Linked DNA regions of Homo sapiens: region 1 is linked to region 2. The links are chromatin loops, found by intact Hi-C in ENCODE. Cell type or tissue: OCI-LY7. All regions are shown on one strand.

What was found. A loop is a pair of places that touch in the nucleus more often than their neighbours do. Peaks named below come from ENCODE experiments on the same cell type or tissue, not always from the same donor. Only the 100,000 strongest peaks of a DNase experiment are listed, where the experiment ranks them.
Region 1: a loop joins it to region 2, with 6 times the contacts of the local background. A loop is called at or near these places in 1 of 110 quality-filtered maps.

What each region holds. Positions count from the first base shown.
Region 1 is chr3:105,813,625-105,816,124 of GRCh38, forward strand. All of the region lies in intron 3 of CBLB (Cbl proto-oncogene B), which reads right to left. Among named protein-coding and RNA genes, the nearest start is that of CBLB, 54 kb to the right of the region's middle. In OCI-LY7, no CTCF peak of the experiment used is centred here; no DNase peak of the experiment used is centred here.
Region 2 is chr3:104,520,630-104,523,129 of GRCh38, forward strand. It overlaps LOC105374021 (a long non-coding RNA gene), which reads right to left. Exons shown (of 6, transcript XR_007096271.1): 5 at 2,040-2,166; 6 at 1-7. Among named protein-coding and RNA genes, the nearest start is that of ALCAM, 850 kb to the right of the region's middle. RefSeq lists enhancers at 1,156-1,435, 1,932-2,500. In OCI-LY7, no CTCF peak of the experiment used is centred here; DNase peaks (open chromatin) are centred at 1,512 and 2,052; H3K4me3 peaks cover 2,304 bases; H3K27ac peaks cover 2,500 bases.

The DNA of each region.
Region 1 (2,500 bases), 1.3 Mb after region 2:
GTTATTCCTCCAAGGACCAAAACCAATACTGTATTTATAATTTATCACAGAAATATTAGATATATATTTTTTGTGATGAAAGTATTACATGAAACAAGTAAGCAGCTATACATATGGAACCAATATTACAAGATTTTTATTGTTAGACCTACACCAAAAAACTTCAATAACAAGAAGCCAAGTGTGGTATTCCTCAACTAATCTTAAAAAATTGTGACTGTTTCCTTGTCTTTCTCACTTCTGGAAAATCAGCTTTTCTCCTCTTCAACACTGGCAGCATTTCAATGAAAACCTGTCATATATACTGCTTACAAAGCCTATCAGACTTGTCTAATAAGAAAGATCGTAGGACAGAAAAAGTTGATAAAATTATAACTACCTCTATAATTTGGTTTCAAATGTAGTTCAATTAAGCAATTCTGATTGTTTGCTTGTTTAATTCTTTCTAATGAAAATTTAAAAAAAGATCATCAGGTTTTTATGCCCAAACACTCATGACTCAGAACTTGAGAAATCAAAGAGTGAGACTCAAAATCCGAATAGAATTTCAGAAAGAATTAAATTCTCCCAACTAAAGCTTTTGTGTGCTTTATGTTTATACGTGCATCAGAGATAAGAAAAACAAAATGTGACGGAAAATAAAACTAACAACATAGAACCCAGATAAGAGGATTTATCAATATACCTAAATCATTAATCAGTATTACTGAGACTGTTGATTCCCTTTTGTTTTGTTTATGCAAATGGTATATTTAACTCTTTTAAATTCTGTAACAAACCTGAACTCAGTTATTTGTCACAAGAGTAAACAGACTTTGATGCTACAAAACTAAAATTGTTTAATCAATTAACTTCCACCACTGAATATATTGAAGGAAAATAGCGTACATGTACAATATGTACTTAAGGAATGACAAAAAGGATTCATGGAAATATAAATGAATATGGCAGCAAGTTATGCTGAGTCTCTTGAAATCACTCTTGTGTCCATTCCTTCTTTTGCCTACTGCCATTCCTACTGCCATTATCTTCAGTTTAGGCTTCAATTATTTCTTACTTATACTACTACAACGTCTTGTTTAGGACCGTCCTCATTACCAATTTCATGATGCTCCAATTTATACTCAACAGTGCTGACAAATTTTCATAAACACACCTCTGGTCATGAAAATTCTCTTCAATTATCCCTCATGTCCAATGAATATGAGAAGAAAATCCATAGTCTAAGATTCAGTCACCTCCCAGATATGGTCCCACTTATCTCCAGAGCCAAATTTTGTACCCACCCCCCACCCTCTAATGCCACACACCCTGTATCTCCTGCCCCTGTGTCTCACACAGTACAGTCTCTCCACTTCCATCCTTAGCCACTAATATCCCAACTGCTTCCGAAGATGAATTCAAATGCTAGCTCCTTCACAAAATTATCTGTAATTAGCCCTGTCAGGCATAAGAAATTCTCTCTCTTCAGAATGTGTTTATACATCTATGAAAGCACTTCCCAGTGCATTTTCATGCAAAATCATACTGTCTTTTGTAAACCTACATTATTGCCCTAATTTAAGAACTCCTTCAGTGCAGATTGAGATTTAAATCTACAAAAAATGCTTTGTACACCTGTAGGTACCTACTCTTTATTGAATGAATGATAAAAATATCTTTGTTCTTTTAGAATGTAGTAGTGAAAGGAAAGACAAAAGCATCCGTTCTGTTCAAAGGATGATTAGCAAAAAACACAGGAAGAAAGGCTGTTAATGGCTTTATATTACAATGGAATATCAATGACAATTTCTATCAGTTCCAATGAAACTGAAAGAAATTTCATGATGTATCACTGGCCATTAGAGAAATGCAAATCAAAACCACAATGACATACCATCTCACGCCAGTTAGAATGGTGATCACTAAAAAGTCAGGAAAAAACAGATGCTGGAGACGATGTGGAAAAATAGGAATGCTTACACACTGTTGGTGGGAGTGTGAATTAGTTCAGCCATTGTGGAAGACAGTGTGGCGATTCCTCAAGGATATAGAACCAGAAATACCATTTGACCCCATAATCCCATTACTGGGTATATACCCAAAGGATTATAAATCATTCTACTATAAAGACACATGCACACATGTTTATTGCAGCACTATTCACAATGGCAAAGACTTGGAACCAACCCAAATGCCCATCAATGTTAGACTAGATAAAGAAAATGTGGCACATATACACCATGGAATACTATGCAGCCATAAAAAAGAATGAGTTCATGTCCTTTGCAGGGACATGGGTGAAGCTGGAAACCATCATTCTCAGCAAACTAACACAGGAAGAGAAAAGCAAAAAACCAAATACCGCATGTTCTCGCTCATAAGTGGGAGTTGAACAATGAGAACATATGGGCACAGGGAGGGGAACATCACACACTGGGGCCTGTCGGGAGGTAGGGGGCAAGGGGAGGGATAGCATTAGGAGAAATATCTAATGTAGATGATGGGTTGATGGGTGCAG
Region 2 (2,500 bases):
ATATGACCTGGATAGATAAAACATCAAAATAAGAGATCAATCAATAAGAAAAAAAACAACAACAAAAACAAAACAAAACAAAACAAAAAAACCAGAAAAATAAGTCATCCACATTAGGGTTTTAGGAGCAGAACATATCCAAGTCACACAGCACCAATGCATGTTCCCGGCAGTAAATCTGTACTGGTCTGCCACAACCTCAATTCTTGCCTCCTCAGAAGAAATAATTCAACCCAGGAGGCATAAGGGGGAAAGAGACAAAGGCAAGATTTAGAGCAAGAGTGAAAGATTATTAAAAAGCTTGAAAGGCCAGGCAAAGTGGCTCACGCCTGTAAATCCCAGCACTTTGGGAGGGCTGATCACTTGAGGATCAGGAGTTGAAGACCAGCCTGGCCAACATGGTGAAACCCTGTCTCTACTGGGTGTGGTGGTGCACACCTGTAATCCCAGCTACTCGGGAGGCTGAGGCAGGAGAATGGCGTGAACCCAGGAGGCGGAGGTTGCAGTGAGCTGAGATCGTGCCTCTGCACTCCAGCCTGGGCGACAGAGCGAGACTCCATCTCAAAAAATAAATAAATAAATAAAATAAAGGGGGTTTAAAGTAGGAATGAAAGGAAGTACACTTGGAAGAGGGCCAACGGGGCAACTTGAGAGATCAAGTGTGCGGTTTGACCTTTTGACTTTGGGTTTTGTAAGTTGAGATGCTTCCAGAATCTTGCATTCATTCCCCCCCGATTCTTCCCCTGGGGTGGGCTGTCTATATGTGCAGTGGCCTGTCAGCACTTGGGAGGGGAGCAGGCACAGTGTGTTTACTAGAGTTGTATGCATGCATACACTTGAGGCGTTCTTCCCTTATCAGTCAAATGTCCCTAGAAAGTCATATACCAGTTAAACTCTGCCATTTTGCTTCTTAATGTGCATGATTGAGCCAACTCCTCCAAATCCTGACATCTTGTCAGGAAGCTATTGATCACCAGTTTCAGGTGTTTCTGTTTATTCGGAGACTGCCTTTCCCTGGCACTGACTGTGAACAATTATTATTTTAGAGAGACAGTTAACAACTGCCTGATCATCACCTGATGGTCACCTGACATTCCTGGTGTGTGTGTCAGGGAGTTGGGGAAGCCCTTTCCTGCTCTCTTCATGTCTGATTAGCTACCTACCGTAACAAGGGGTGGGGATGTAGGGATCATTAATGAATGTCAAGAGTCATACAGATAGTTTCCAAATCTCCAAATGTGTACCTACTTCATCTGTGACTCAAAACTATTATAATAAGCCCTTTTATGGCTTAAAATCAATAAACACAAGAATTTCATTTCAAAAAGGGTACACGCAACTCCTCCCAATATTTAAAGCTCCTCCCAAAGATAGTGAGGGAAGAGAGAGACCTTCTCATATTGTTTTACATTGTTTCATACTCAGTACCTATTTTAAGAAGAAACAAGGAAGTGAAACCAAAGGCAGGCAGCCCGGCACCAGGCACCAGACCCAAAACCAGACCCGAAACCAGGCCTGGGCCTGCCTAGTAGCTAAAAATCAACTCATGCCTTAGCAACCGATGTTATCCATAGATTCCAGACATTGTATGGAAGAACATTGTGAAACTCTCTGCTCTGTTCTGTTTCACTCTGACTACTGGTGCATGAAGCCCCTGTCATGTACCCCCTAGATTGCTCAAATCAGTCACGACCCTTTCATGTGAAATCTTTAGTGTTGTAAGCCCTTAAAAGGGACAGAAATTGTGCACTTGGGGAGCTCGGATTTTAAGATGGTAGCTTGCCGATGCTCCCAGCTGAATAAAGCCCTTCCTTCTACAACTTGGTGTCTGAGGGGTTTTGTCTGCGGCTTGTCCTGCTACAATAGCTCAAGAAAGCAAAGTTGGGCTGGGCACAGTGGCTCATGCCTGTAATCCCAGCATTTTGGGAGGCCGAGGTGGGTGAATCACGAGGTCAGGAGATCGAGACCATCCTGGCCAACATGGTGAAACCCCGTCTCTACTAAAATACAAAAAATTAGCCAGGCACTGTGGCACGCACCTGTAGTCCCAGCTGCTGCTACTCCAGAGCCTGAGGCAGGGGAATCGCTTGAACCTGGGAGGCAGAGGTTGCAGTGAGCCAAGATCACACCACTATACTCCAGCCTGGCGACAGAGTAGGATTCCACCTAAAAAAAAAAAAGAAGAAGAAGAAGAAGAAAGCAAAGACATTAATTGTTAGGCAATGAAGGCTGAGATAACAAAGGCAATTTTTTTTTGAGAACCTACACATTTGGAAAAACAGACATTTCAGATTCCCAGCCTAGTATATGTCTGGCAAATATGCCCTCCTGGGTAGTGAAGACCAGAAAATAAATTTGGGGATTACAAAGCCAAGTTTCTCAAGACACAAAAACAAGATGAAAGGAGAAGCTTATTATGGTTTTTCTCCTTATACCAAACCACACAAAGGACAGAGACAAGAAAAACAAGGACCATTTTTGGATGTTTAAAGATTAATTA